Regions from separate parts of the Homo sapiens genome. Here region 2 is linked to region 1. Evidence: chromatin loops called from intact Hi-C (ENCODE). Cell type or tissue: PC-3. All regions are shown on one strand. Links, peaks and the distances in the headings refer to the core of each region. The heading gives the core; the rest is flanking DNA.

The links. A loop is a pair of places that touch in the nucleus more often than their neighbours do. Peaks named below come from ENCODE experiments on the same cell type or tissue, not always from the same donor. Only the 100,000 strongest peaks of a DNase experiment are listed, where the experiment ranks them.
Region 2: a loop joins it to region 1, with 8 times the contacts of the local background. A loop is called at or near these places in 19 of 110 quality-filtered maps.

Annotation. Positions count from the first base shown.
Region 1 is chr12:42,737,816-42,745,737 of GRCh38, reverse strand. No RefSeq gene overlaps it. Among named protein-coding and RNA genes, the nearest start is that of LINC02450, 50 kb to the right of the region's middle. In PC-3, for the core only: no CTCF peak of the experiment used is centred there; a DNase peak (open chromatin) is centred at 3,547; H3K4me3 peaks cover 567 bases; H3K27ac peaks cover 721 bases.
Region 2 is chr12:42,591,411-42,599,332 of GRCh38, reverse strand. No RefSeq gene overlaps it. Among named protein-coding and RNA genes, the nearest start is that of PRICKLE1, 5.6 kb to the right of the region's middle. In PC-3, for the core only: no CTCF peak of the experiment used is centred there; no DNase peak of the experiment used is centred there.

The DNA of each region.
Region 1 (7,922 bases), core at 2,354-4,853:
TTAGAGTAAAGGCTGCATTCTCATCTCAGCAAGGGGCTCCCTACTGAAAAGCACAGTCATGATTAGAAAGGTATTCAACTTTTTTGAGCCTCAGTTTATCCAATGAAAAGTGGAGATATCAGTAATATCTACTTTATAGCATATCTGTGAAGATTAAATAGGATGACATATGCAAAGTGCAGTGCCCAGCACATAGTAAGCACTTCATAAATGTTAACTACTGTCTTTATCGTTATCATCGTTATTTTAAATCAGAGCTTGTGTCACCTGCCTGTGCCCAGTAAAAGGCTCCAGGCACTAGAAAGGAAACTAGCAGGATCAGGAAAGGACCCCTTGTGGAGAAAGTATGGCCCTGGGTGACCTTGGTGAGGAGTCAGGCACATGGGAACAAGATGGAACACAAATACAGGGACTGGATGAGAAACAAGGGCAGAGTCTCAGAAGGTCAGTTTTCATAGCTGGGGTGCAAAGTCTAAGGCAGACTCAAAGCCAACCCAGCAGAAACAGTGACTTGACTCTGAGCCTCAGGGTCTGGGGTGGAGCTCCTTAATGTCTCTAAGGTGCGGTTTAGTCCTAGAGACGAAGACAGGGCTGGGCTTGCAGGAGGTGGGGAACAGCTAGAGAAGACAATAGAGGGGAGAGATCAAAGCTCTGGGGGATCCTAAGCAAGACAGGTACACTGTCTAGGCTACTGCTTCCTCTTCTGCACAATGCACTCGTTGTGCAACTGGACTTGATTATCCATGATTGATGGAACAATGGGTGTTCATTGTTTTTTTCCCCCTGGGGACACGTGTCACAGGATTGCAGATCAAGTTTTACAACAATGAAGCAACCTCGAAAATGTGGTTACACCAGACCTCTGCTCTCCAAAAAAATGTTATGTCTTGCAGACATGAAACATTCATGAGTGGACATCAGAAATTCATTTTAAAGTGTGTATTTACTTGACTCCATGCCCATAAGAAAGCCTGCAACTTGCTTACAGTGAAAAGGTTTGAGGAGTTCCAAGGACACTGAGCATTTCCCCTAGAAGGGCCTGTGTCTTTAAAAGAAGGCTGTGTAAACAGCCCCAGGCAAAGTCTCCAGAATCACAAGGCTTTCCTCATGAAGTGTCAGCCTGGTTGTGTCAAGTCCCCAAGAAAGACTTCAGCATAATTTTCTCTGGCATGATGCTTTTTCATTCCAGTGCCAAAGATAGCCTTGGGTTTAGGCTTAGGAGAGAGCATGCAACTGGTTTAGGGCCCCAGAAGAACACTCCCTTACACCTTTTAATGTTTTACAATTCCCCAGAACAAATATATAGTGGTTTTCTGGCTTTTTAGCAAGAAACCTGGTGCCCACTAAGCCATCCTGGCACAGCCTTTGAAAATTTTTAAGATGAGTTGAAGTCAAGGAAAAACTGATCTGGGTAATTACAAGACACAAAAACAAAAGATCACTTACCAAAATGACTTGAAACCCTTTAACAAAACCATTGTAAATTGTGCTTTGGGGAGAACAAAACAATAAAATATTATAGCAAGTGAATGCTTTATTGCATTAAAAGCAGTCTCAGAGTCGTGGACTTTCCCAATTCTACTTCAATAATTTCTTATAATCTTTATTATTTTTAGCTTAACAAAAGCCCTGAGAAGCCAGTCTTCAAAACAATGATCCTTGTTACAGTGTAGGGGCAGTGACATAATGCAACAAGTTAAAATGGGACCCAATACAAAATCCAATGACAGCCCTCTCGTTGATGTATACTGTGTACACACACACACACACACACACACACACACACACACACACACACACGAGACAACCTCCCCTACTTTCTCCATTGAGCTGAGTACATTGGTTTGGCTAACAGGGGCAAGTTTTTGAGCAGGAAGGGAGTGTGTGGTCTTTGTGGAGCCCAGGAAGAGGCTATCACGTGGCAAGAGAGACAAGCAAGCGGGCTTTGCCAGGAGCCAGATAACACATTCCCACACTCTATCAGGAAAGGGAGACACATACAAAAGGCTGTCAGCCCCACCCACTGTGAGGACCCCGTCCAGGGAACTTGCAAAAATCAATCTTTAGATCCAACATTGCCCTGAGTCACCTTTGGCTTTCAATCCACCATTGGGTGGACTAAAGCCAACACAAAATTTAGAAAGGTGAGGCCAAGGTGAATCTCATTTATGACTACTATGGAGAGAAGCCTGCTCGAGTCATAAATATCTTCAGCAAAGTCAGATAGGAAAATCATCAGTAGCAGAAATACTAAACTGGGTTTGGAAGGTTTGCAAGGGGGGCAGTAAAACCAGCATTCGTGAAACTCACTATGAGCCATAGATTGTGCTGGCCCTTCCCATGGCTATATTATTTAATGTTTATTCTATAGGTTTGTTATTTAACCCTGAGTGAGAGACTGGATTGGAGTATTCCATTAGAAAAGTACAAAAAAGAACAGATTTCGTCAACGGTAGGCTAACCCCAATCCCTGCTCAGAAAATGCCAATCCAATAAACATTTTGGCACAGTGAAATCATGTGCCAAAATCCCCTCTATGTGGGTTGTAAGGATTCTCCATCTGCCTTTTTGGGGGGTCAGAAAACTAAATACAGGAAGTCAGAGCATGCCCAGAGTCGAGGAAGTACTAATACCATCAAATTAGGAAGCAGACTTCCTAGATGAAATTACAACAGTTGCTTACATTCGCATTGTGCATTTTATTCATTCAATAAATATTTACGGAGCTGCACAGAAAAGAGAGCAAGACATTCTCCCACCCCTCCCAGAGCTAACAGCTTGATGTGAAATGTCACACACAAACAAGAGACAACTGCAATGTTGTGCGTGAAGGAAGGAGAGGCTGATGGGAAGGAACCCTGGAGAGTGCCCAACCCAGACTTCCCAGGGGGCTCCTGTGAACTTCCAAGAACCTTTCTAGCAGCAGGCATCATTGTCAATTTTACCGATGAGGAAACCAATAATTAGAGAGGCTACGTGCCTTGCCCAAGTCAAATACATACATTTAGAAGGGGAATCCTGATCATATTACACCATACAGCATCTAGGCATGAAATTTTTTATCCCTAAAGCAATAATTTATTGAACAGGACACAGAAGACTGGAAAGGGCTGGAGTTTTCAAAAGTCCCTAACCTAATCTCAGGGACTAGTTTTAGAACTGAAAGAATTTGATTCAACAATTTTAAGTCTCTGTTTTAGTCTTACCTTTTAGCCCCACAAAATAATGGGTCTGGCTCAAATTCCCTTTGGAGAAACCACTGGGGACTCTACCTCTGTACCCGAGGACCTTTCTATTAATAGAAACTACAGCTGACCGTTAACATTCATGAAGACTGACATCATGAGAAATTTTGAATGCTCATATTTTCAAATGCCTCTGCAGCAAATAACTCTTTATAAAATGCAGTCTTTTATTCATTGCTTTAAGAAACATTTTATTGCGAGCCTGCTACATAAGCCAGGCAATAAAATATAATCAAACAATTTAAATGACCTCTTTGGAGCAGAAAACAAGACAGCTGGGTTGAGACTAAATACCAAGTGGTCAGCTGGGTTCATTCACCAGGGAAGTGACTCATCTCAGTGTATCAGCATCGCTATACGTGCATTCAAATCCCTGTTTCAGAAAAATTATAAGTACTACCGTTCATGGATTTTAGATCATTGGCATGTAATTGAGACCATAGTGTTAAATCTGTAAATGTCATGAGTTTGTACACTCAATGCTAGAGGCTTGAATTCTAGTGCTGTATAGCTGTGTGGCACTGGATTGATCACTTAACCTCTCTGTGCTTTGATTTACCCATCAGAAAGACTAAATTAGATGATCTCTAAGATTTCTCCTGGCTCTAAATACTGATTCGACTTTGCATAAAGGCAGCTTTGAAGTTGTGAATTTTAATCTTAAGGGTATTTGTTAAAGTATCATCTCAATTCATTTTCATAAAAATATTTTTTTTTATTTTCAGGAAATAGCCTGTTAAACTTTGTCTCTATTATACAATTATAAAACCTAGAAAGCAAGTGCTTATGATTGTGTATAATAGAGAAGCAATAGCTGCAGCAGCCGTAACCAATTGAGCAAATAAACATTACTCTTTCTATAAAACTGAGTAGCCAAAATATATATTTTTATAATCAAACTGTACTAGGGCTTCATGGAGTGCAAGTTCCTTGATTCTTCAATCTATAGGAACTTAAAAACTATTTTAAAATATCCTGGACTTTTGACCATGGTATAATCATATATCTCTCTTACTACTTATAATTGCTTTTAAGCGTGTGAGTGAAATTTAATTCTAGATCATCACTTTCCAAAGTAGTCCCATGATTACTGTTGCAGGTTTGCTACTAACTGCTCTGTGGTACCTTTCCCAAACTTGCATAATGGTGGTGATAAAACTGCTGCTAATGATTAATATTCACTGGCTGCTCATAATATGTCTACAAAACCATATGTGCAGCTCAATCCTTCCAGCATCATGGACTCAGAGACAATATGTTTCACATAGCAGGACAATCAACCACAAATGCTGCAGTCACTTTCAAAGGTTACTGTAAAGCATTGGTGGAAAACCGGGCTTTCTGTGAACTAGATGCAGCTCACAGATGTGGGCTCTGCAATTTTTTTTTTTTTACTTCATTGCCAACATTTACAAAATGAGATATGAAACATTTTTTAAAATCTGGATTTCTTGATTTGAATCAGAAGATATGGCAACAATAACACCACGATTTTACATGCTAACAACTGACCAGAAATGGCTAGCCCCTTAGATGGGCTTCCCCAGCTCCTCACTTTAAAACTTTGACTATGATTAGATGCCTCCTATAAGTGGAATCATCATGCACTATTTGTCCTTCTGTTGGCTTATTTCACTCAGCATAATGTCCTCACAGCTCATTCATGATGTCCACTATTAAAGAATTTTCTTCTTTAAGGCTGGATAGTGTTCCATTGTATGCATAGGCCACATTTCTTTACGCATTTATTTGTTGATGAACACATTATCATTACTGTGAATAGTACAGCAATGAACATAGAAGTGCTAATCTCTCTTCAAGATGCTGCTTTCGATTCTTTTGAATAAACACCCCAAAATGGGACTGCTGAATTATATGGTAGTTTTATCTTTAATTTTATTAGGAACCTCCATACTGTTTTCCATAGCAGCTGCACCATTTTGCATTCCCACCAACAATGTAAAAACTGTTTTAAAATAATCTTTTAGGAAGAAATATGAACATCACGGCCTATGTTAACTCAGAGGAGTGTTCTCTTCACATGTGGTTTATAGCCTGTGCCTGGCACACAGGAGGCTTGCAGAAATGTTTGCTGGACCAAACTGAACAGACTGCAGTACACAAGAGGGAAATTAGATGCCCATTTTATGATCTTCAGAAACAAAGTTGGAAATCAGCAATTTCTGATCAGATTGCAGCCATGGGTATGGGATCCTTGGCTGCACTGGCAGCAAAGTAGTGGTAGTGTCTTGTTGCCCTTTCCCCCTATCTGACATGCTTGCATACAACACTCAGGACAGAATACTCTCATTAAACTAGTGGCTGCTCCCAAGCCATCCACAGTTCTCCAATCAACACCAGTTTCAGAACCATGTTGGTGGTGATAGGAGCCAAGGAGTTTGAGATTGTATTTATGATCTGCTTCCTACAGCAAGAAGCAGCTGCCATATCATGGAAAACTCAGGGAAGTATTCCGAGCACTGGCCCCTCAGCTACTGAGGTGGTCCACTTGATCCCCAAATTCTACAGGCTTGTTGCCTTTGTGGGCTCACACAGCCTCATGCAAGCAAGCATGAGTGTAACACACACACACGTTGACACACGCTGAGGTGGTATGCTTGCAAGAGTGAAACCACGGCACAGAGACAGGCCACACAGATTCTCTGCTCATGTCTTTCCAGCCAAGAAGTTTCGAGAAAAGGGTAACACATTTATTACATACTAAGCCAGAAATTTAAGCCTTGGGAAAATCTCTGTATTTGCAAGCAACATTGAATAAAGACACAACATCTGTCTGGGGTTCTATTTCCTCATCTGTAAAAAGAGAGGACCAGAGGTTCTCAAATATTTTAGTGGCAAACAATGGCAGAATGCTTTTTCCCTAAAGAAATCCTACTCAGAACCACAATATATAAAACAAACGCTGACCTGTTCTTGTTGAGAGGGGCTGAGCCTTCCTTCCTGTCCCCTTCCCCAACCCCCATACCATGGGGAAAGTCTGAAACTCACTGCACTAAATGAGCTCAAAGCCTTCTTCTGGACCCAGCTTTCTGTGAATTTATAAGTTAAACTTGTTTGTGTATATTTGTAGCTCATGCTATATAGAATATGATATGGCTAAACAGCAACGCCTTTTGGCTGCTACAGTCAGGTGTTGGCAGGAGGCTTCTTGTGGTGTTCACAGAAAATGTTAGAGCTTTCAGTCTTTTGCTCAACAGAGGACAGGTTTCGGCTCAGTTACCCTGGGCAGGGATCACAAACCTTCCCACCAACAGAGCATGGAGAGAATGAACTCAGAGAGCGGGATCCCCAGCTGCAGAGCACAAGGAGATGGGACTAAAGAGCAGGGCCCAGGATGGGCCACACGAGGAGACAGATGTCACCTAAAACATTATCAAGCCATTTCTGTCTTTATCTGTGTTACTCACACATTCACCTATTTTCTGTGAAAACAAAGACAATGTAAGGAGAGTTAGTAGCATAATCTTGGAATTCAATAAATGGTATTTCAATCTGAATGTCATACCTTAGAGTCTGCAGAGAAGTGGCATGCTTTCGTTTTCTGATAAAAACCTAAAAATGTTGCTGTTTACTTGACCATGCAGAGAATCAAAGGTCAGCTAAATATACCGCATTAACATAAAAGCCCCAATAATTTTTTTCTACGACCGGAAAAAAAATTACTCTTAGAATATCATTGAATACTCTCAATAGCTTCAACATGAAAACAAGGGATAGCTGAATGAATTCTTTTTGAGAACACATTTGAGTAGAGACTTTTAAATATAAAACCATCTTCAAGTCAAAAATGGATTCTGCGTAAAATATTCATTCCACATTCTGAAATGTATTATAAATGCAAAGTGGAATATTTTAAGTAATTGTATTCCAGATACTCCCTTTTATACTCAGATACACTGTTTTTTTGAGAACCCATTTAATCAGTAGAAAACTAAAATGTGAATTTCTAAAGGTAAAAATGTTCAAATGTGATTTTTGCTATCATTTAAAACATGCTTTGTTTAAGCTCTCAAAATGAAGCAAAATGTAAATTATACTGTATATTGCAGTAGACTAATAATCAAAACAATTTAACTGCAAATATTGTAATTAAAGTAGCAAGAGACTCTCCTATCTAGAAATTGCACCGACTTCTTTGCTTTACTGCTCTGCTTATCTGCTTCATAAAAATTCCTATTCATTCACTTTGAAAAATGCTGTACTGTAAAAGAATAACAAATAGAGGATATCATTAATGACTAAAAGAAAATAGAGAAATTTTGAAGATGCTCCCTGACTTTGAAGTATAATTGCAAAGGCCTAAAAAGTAATAACAATAGTTTTATGAATACTCCCAGGCAGTTATTTCTCTTTTCCTCTAATTTAATTCAATCACTCCTTTTACCTCCTCTCAAACTTATTTGATATAACTTTAAAAAGTTGCCCAGTGATAGGTTCCAGTGCTGAGATTTGCAAGATTATGGGTTTGTTGAACACCCCTAGGCACGTGGCATAGAGTTTGGAGATTGTTGGCACAACCAACAGACTAGAGGCACCATGCCAGTTCTCTGCTCTGCTGCCTGCTAGATCCACCCTTCCAGCCTCAGTTGCCAGTAACAGCATTAAACTTCCCTGCTAATGGCACTTGCCATTTAAGGAAACTTTCAAACTCACAAG
Region 2 (7,922 bases), core at 3,703-6,202, 150 kb after region 1:
CCATTGATGGGCAGTTGCACTACGTAAAATCATATGACTTAGATCAGTTTTCAACAACTTTGCCTCTATGGAGGGTGCTTCCATAGAGCATCCACCTCAGTTCTGGGGAAAAACAGTATCAAGACCTTTCTGCCATGATTGTAACAAGAGCTTCGTTTCCTCTGGCTGTGTTTTGAGAGTTACCTCTCCTTTCTCTTCCTTTTCCCCCTAACACTGTCACTCACACATCTCTCCTGATTCCCACTACATTCTTGTTTCTCTCAGGCCCTGCTGACAGGCTTGCCTGCCTGCTTTAACCTATTTAACCAGACAGTAAGAATAAGAAAACTATAGCTGCTTACAGGCAAATTCCAATTCTAGATTAGAGGAGATTTCATACAACTTGCAAATGTAGGAGTTCAAGTGCCAGGCAGAAGTATAGGCTGGGATCTCACATCTTGAGTCATTCATTTGGGGAAAATTTATTCCCGATTCTTTGACTTCATTTTAGCTCCTTATCTCCATGGGCTTTTTTTTTTTTTTTTTTTTCTCATATTGAATTATTCTGTTTTGGTGGCTGAAATAGTACTTTTTAGCAAGAGTGGGTTGGAACCCTGAAACTCTATAAAAAGGACTAAGTGTGCTGATTTGTGTGTTTCTCTCTAAGGCTCCTTAAACTTCATTGTTTTAAAATGTAGAAATTAAATTAAAAGAGAAATTTCCTGTCAGATAACTAATCCTAAAAATTAAAATATTGTCATTTGATTATTGTTTTAGTCTCCCATTTGCCTTTTAACCTAATGGGTTTAGTAAACCAATTTCCTTTATACATTTCACTCAGTCGCATCATGAGTGACATATTATTTTGCTAATGCTTTAGGACACTAATGTAGAGGAGAATGTGTTCTAGTCACATGGTTAGCACACTAACATAAAAGACTAATTTCTAGGCCCATCGGTGGCTCTCATTCACCAGAAAGCCACATCCTGGTGGCGGAGGTGCTGGCCTGGGAACCAGTTCCCAGGAGCTCAAAAATGAGAGCTGCTTCAAGTTGCTCCTAACTCCTTCCTAGCATCTACTGCTATATCTGGATTTTCAGAGTTGGTGAGCAAAACCAATAATTTTTCCAGAAGAAAATGGAGTGTAAATGTAGTCATCTCTATTTGAAAGTTTTTGATACTTACAACCCATAACCACTATTGAACATGTCACGTTTTTTCTTATGCTTTCTTGAGTTTTGTTTTACTTTAATGCCCCACAGATCCTGAGCTCGGGCTGGGAGTTGTGGTTGGTGGTACGAGTGTGCCTAGGAGGGGTGGAATTCTTTAAACTCAGACCTCTGGGAACTTCTGCCCCAGCAACAGCACTAGTGAGAGGAAAAGCTAATGTAGTCATTGTAGGTCATACTTGAAGATATTTATGGAACTTCACGTGCTATCTATAGGAGTTCTTCAGGCCTGGGGTCAAAAGTAGCAGAATAAGCAACATTCTGCAGCAGGAGCTGCTACTTTTTATAGGAATGAGAGAATATATAGTAAAATCTAAGATCTCAACTTTCAGAGGTAGAGGATTGATTTTAGTCCTCCTTCAGTCACTCAACTACAAGTCCCAGAGTTCTTTTTATATGAAAAAATAGAAAATGAAAGCACCATTTAACCCAAGATATTTCCCAAAAGAACATTAGAAGCCAGCATGTCACTCAATCTTGTTTTTGTAAGCTCCTGAAGTAAATAAATTAGTCTTGAGTGTCTCTACATTGCACCAAGAAGATCTGAAATAAAATTAGATTAGTAGCTTTGAGCAAAAAGGACATTTATTTCTCCTTTTCCTCTCTCTTTCTCAAACTCACAGGTATGTGAAATCATATTTCATATTGTGGGTTTGAAGTATAAACAAGAAAGCCAGAGTCAGAGAACCAAAATAAACCAACCACCAATCTATTTTCCAGTCTCAGCCCTTCCATTTTTCTGGTAGAGGTCTGAAATTAATCTTGTTTCCAGAAGTTGGGTATGTGCTGTGGAGCTCCTTCAAGCCACAGCTGTGCCTCCATCACATGTAAACACCATTGGATTCCACATTGCTTCCTAATTTGGCCACTGGCACTGTGGTCCACACTTGAACCTTAGCTCCATTGGTTGAACCATAACAACCTGACATTTCCTCTTCCTGGGAGGTTAGACTCCCCTAATTGCTGCTTCACCTAGTTCACCGCCTCCCCGTCCTAGTGCTGACTCTACTGCCCAAATATATGGCCCCGATCTCCTTCACACTGTGAACCACACTAGGCTTGGCTGGATCACCTTAGGGTATGGGCTGGCCAGCCCTACCTGCCCCCACCTCACTCCCTTCTCCCCACCAGCTCTCCATTAAGGTCCCAGTATCTATTTATCTTTCAGTGGATACTGAGCACCTACTCTGTTCTAGTTACTGTGCCAGGCACTGGAGTCGCAACATTGAATTAGGCAGCATTCTGCCCTCAAGGAACAAACTAATGGAAAAGGCAGCAAATTAAAGATGATAAAGATTGCTGTGACAAAGGAATGAACTCTGACCCAATGTCCTCCTTCCGCTCATCTTTGAGCAGAGGGGAAATGGCCTTCAATTCTTGCATATGTACTAAGTAAACTCAGCTTTTTATGAAATTATCAATTCAGCTCAGTTGACTGTGAAAATATATAATTCATTTTTTAATGAACAACACGGAATAGTTGAGTATTGCCCAAGGATTATAATCTCAAAATCGCTGCTGGCCATACTCCCAAAAGCCTGGTGAAAGCATATTTGTGGAGGATTGCCTGAAGGAAGTGCAGATCAGCTTGGTCTGCTTTACAGAACTATTATAAACTGCTGAATCCTCCTGGGATCCCCAAAGCCCACCCATCAGACCCTTCGAGGGCCTCCTTTAAACCTCTTAGTGGTGGGACTCTAGGGCTGCATGAAGCACAGTTTGCTCTGGGGAGCTTAAAACTTAGCTGAGGGTAGGTACTGCTCTCTTCCTGAAATGCCCTCGTCTTTGGTATTCATTCAACACTTTCTCACTATCTCCTTCCTATCTCTCTGGCTTCTTCTTTTAGCCAGTTTTGCAGATTACTTTCTCTGATAATCCAAAACAGAACTCCTTATCTTCTCCCACAAAACTTGTCCCTGCTTTTAAGCTCCTACATGCCTCAGCCTCTGCCCTCCTCTGCAGGTTCCTCCAAGCCTCCACCTCACTGCTCTCCTTTTGTGCCCCATGCTGCAGCCAGTCTGGACATATTTCATGTCCTTAGATTCAGCCTATTTGCATTTACCTCCTCACCTTTACACATGATGTTCCCTCTGCCCAAAATGCTTAGACACGTGAGCACACACACCTACATGCACACATCTTACCCTCAGTTAGTTCATCTTCTAGATGCCTCTTCTTCCAAGAAGTCTTCCCTCACTCTACCTCCATTCCCTCCAACTATGCAATACCAGAATACTTCGGACTACTCACTTTATTGTAATTGTCATATATTCTGTTAAGTGCCTGTTACAAAATGAAGTGATTTTTGTTGTTGTTGTTGTTGTTGTTGAGATGGCATCTCTCTCTGTCTCCCAGGCTGGAGTGCAGTGGTGCAGTCTCAGCTCACTGCAACCTCCACATCACAGGCTCAAGCATTTCTCTTTCCTCAGCCTCCCAAGTAGCTGGGATTACAGACACTCACCACCATGCCTGGCTAATTTTTGTATTTTTAGTAGAGGCGGGGTTTCACCATGTTGGCCAGGCTGGTCTCGAACTCCTGACCTCAGGTGATCCACCCTTCTCAGCCTCCCAAAGTGCTGGAATCACAGGCGTGAGCCACCATGACCGGACAAAATGAAGTAATTAAATTGCTCTTCTAAAAAATAAATTTCATTGAATTCATGGGTGCTCTGAGAAACATCCCCAAGAAACACATTGTGAGTGCTCTGTGAGGATGTTATTCATCATTTCTCTAGAGCCTTCTTCACGTGGACCTGGGGTGTGGGTGATTCTTTCTGCTCTTCAATTTACTAATAGTCATACTTCTCCTAAGAACAGGATTGTTTTAATTTAGATACCTTTTCCATTGTGTAGGAATTATATAACCATCGTCACATTGGCTGCTAGAAATCTGAAAACTAAATCGTGTCTCACTCTTTATGGGATGAATTTTATGAACTTGTCTCATTTATTTTTCTCATCTTTCATATCTACTTTCAAGTTATGCTAACTTGCTATGTGTTATGGGTACATAACAGTAAGTGGACATAAATCTTTTCCGGAATAAAGGAATAACTAATCGAATAAACAAAATGATAGAGGAGTATAAGGTTCAACAGAGAAAAGTAGCCTCTAAATGGTGGAAGGGTGTACCAAACGGTACTCCTTAATTTGTAAGTCACTTAAACCCCAAACTGGCTTAAATGACAACAAAATATTAAATTAACTGAAAAGTTTAGTGGTAGTTCATTTTCAGGTAGAGTTTGATCCAGGAGCTCAAATCATGCCATCAGATCCTGTTCTCTCACCATCTCTCCCTTCTATCCTCCTTCATGCTTGCTCAATGCTCAGGCTTCCTGTGGTGACAAAATAGTTTCTGGAATCTAGACCTTTGCATTCCAAGATGTATGTTTAAAAGACAGAAGAACAAGAGAATATCTCCTGTCTATGAATAAAAAATCCATAAGGATAGATAGAGACTTTGGATATTTGGTTTACTGTTGAATTCCCAGCAAGGCAGTGGCTGGTATATAAGTGATCAATAAATACTTGTTGAAGTTGTTGTTATGGCATCACTAAAAGCTCATGCACAAATCCCAATACTTGACCTGGGTCACATGCCCATCCCTGAACTAATCTTTTGGTCAGGGGATCCAGTGCTCTAATTTTCCAGGTCTGGGTCACCTGATCCTAACACCAAAACCAGGGATGAGTCTCCAACTAATCCATGTGCACTGACAGTGGGAGATGATGGTTCCTCAAGGGAAATTGGGGGCATTACAAAGAAGGAGAAACAAGCTTGGCAGACAAAACAATAAATAATGCACATCAATGGACTACCAAGAAGGTGATGTTTGAGTCGAATGGTAAAGGATAAGCAGGAGTTAGCTAATAAAGAGGGCAATTTTCAGTGGGTAACATTCTAGGTATTTTCAAAGCACAGAGTCATAAAACAGCCTGATGCTTTTGAAGAACTGTAAATAGCTTAATATGGTTAGAGCAAACAAGGGTGGAGAGTAGTAAAAAAAAAATAAGCCAGAGAGATAGGCATAGTGCAAATATAAAAGACCTTTAGAACTAATCCAAGGAGTGTGCACTCTATCCTGAAAGCCCTGAAGAGCATAAGTAGGATTTGCAGCCCGGGAGCACGCCTGACAGCCAGGCCCTTGCAGATCATTATAGGGTCAACACTGATTCACCCTGCAAACACTGGTTGGGGCTGGGTCTGCAAGTCAAAGAAAGGAGTCCCAGATGTGGATGAACAAGAGACACAGGGAGCAGACGCCAAGCAAATCCTAGGAATCAAACAGACCTGGGAATCAAACAAAGACTGCCAACACTGTCTGATTGTTGCTTAATTCTCAAGCTTGTGGCCCACACTGTCACGAATTCTTCATCTAAATATGAAAATCCTCTTTAGTGAGCCACGACACATTCAGAGCATGACATGGTTGGGTATTGTACTAGTTTGCTGGGGCTACCATAATAAAGTACCACAAACTGGGTGGCTGAAACAACTGAAATTTATTGTCTTACAGTTGTGCAGGTGGAAAGTCTGAGATCAAGGTGTGGGCAGGGTTGGTTCCTTCTGAGAGCTGTGAGGAAGAATCTGTTCCGTGCCTCTCTCCTGGCTTCTGGTAATTTGCTGGCAATCAATGATGTTCCTTGGCTTGCAGAAGCATCACCCTGATCTCCGCCTTCACCTCTATGTGGTATTCTCCCTGTGTGCATGTCTGTCTCCAAATTCTGCTCCCCACCTCTTTTTGAGACACGGTCTCGCTGTATTGCCCAGGCTAGAGTGCAGGGACACCATAATGGCTCACCACAGCCTCGATGTCCTGGGCTCAAGTGATTGTCCTGCCTCAGCCTTCCAGTAGCTGGGAACATAGGTGCATGCCCATGCCACCACACCTGGCGATTTCTTTCTTTTTTTTCCTTTTTTTTTTTTTTGGAGAGACAAGATCTCCCTGTGTTGCCTGTTGCCCAGGCTCATCTCAAACTCCTGGGCTTAAGTGACTCTCCCACCTCAGCCTCCCAAAGTGCTGGGAGTATAGGCATGAGTCACTATGCCTGCCCAAGTTTCCCCTTTTTATAAGGATAAAAATCATATTGGATTAGGACTGAACTTAGTGACCTCATGTTAACTTGATTAACTCTGCAAAGACCTTATCTCCAAATAAGGTTGCATTCTGAGGTACTGCAGTTAAGGACTTCAACATGAAGTTTTGGAGGACACAATTCAACACACAAAAATGTTATTTTTAAAAAGAAGTTGCAGCCAGGCTCAGTGGCTCATGCCTGTAATCCTAGCACTTTGGGAGGCCAAGGCAGGTGGATCACTTGAGGTCAGGAGTTCAAGACCAGCCTGGCCAACATGGCGAAACCCCGTCTGTACTAAAAATACAAAAATTAGCTGGGTGTGATGGCATGCACCTGTAGTCCCAGCTACTCGGGCAGCTGAGGCAGGAGAATTGCATGAACCCTGGGGTCAGAGTTTGCAGTGAGCCAAGATCGTGCCATTTCACGCCAGCCTGGGCGAAGAGCAAGACTCCATCTCAAATAAATAAATAAAATAAAAAGAAGTTACTTAGCCACGTACGGTAGTGCATGCCTGTAGTCTCAGCTACTCGGGAGGCTGTGGCGGGAGGATCACTTGAGCCCAGGAGTTTGAGGCTGAAGTGAGCTGTGATCACCACTGCACTCCAGACTGGGTGACAGATCAAGGGTGTCTCAAAAAAGAAAAGTAGACATTCTCTAAGTGAATTGATTTCTTACAAAAGGTATGACATCATGTTGCTTTGTAAAGACAAAGAAAATAACACCATTAATAAAACAGACTCAGAAAAAAGAAAAAGAGACCCAGGAGCAATTCAAGAGTTCACAATGAAGAATGCTTTTTCAGATTAAATAAAAAACAGTTCTTTTCTACTTGTGGGATTTTGCATGGAGGCTGCTATAGAGAAGGGTGCTTGTGAGAAGATGCCTTATAAAATGAAATACAAACGTTCCAGTGATTTCTGCAGCATTCAATCTTCCCAACAGTTCCCTGAGCTGAATATTATTACCCTCACTTACCAATGAGAAACTAAGCCTGAGAGAGGTTAACTACATTACCCCAGGCTACATTTGGTAAGCGGTGGGGCTGAAATTTGAAATCAGACTGTTGTGACCTCAGACCATCACATGCACTGGCCGGAGTAATTTTATGAGTCCTGGTTGAAGGCCAAGTATTCACCTTTGCAATGGATCCAAAAGATGCTGCCCAGCACACAGTCCAAAGAGGCAGTAATCCTCCAGAGGGAATGACCATGTATCATCCACAGTGCTCAGGGTGTCTGCTCCACATAATAGATGCTCAACAAACAAAACCTTTGTGAAGTCACTGTACAGCAATAAGATTTATTTCACCTATGGAGGTAGTGAAATTTTCTTTGGCAGTTCTGGAGGTTAGATAGAACCTAAAAGTTGATAGCTTAATAGAAGCATTTGTAACCCCAGCAAGATAAACAGACACAACTTCAAAGGCCAATTCCAATAAAATGCTGAGGGGCAAGAAAACCTGGTTTGTTCTTTCCCAGATTCTCGTCACCTGAGGTCAGGAGTTCGAGACCAGCCTGGCCAACATGGGGAAACTGTCTCTACTAAAAATACAAAAATTACCTGGGCGCGGTGGCAGGTGCCTGTAATCCCAGCTACTCGGGAGGTTGAGGAAGGAGAATCGCTTCAACACGGGGG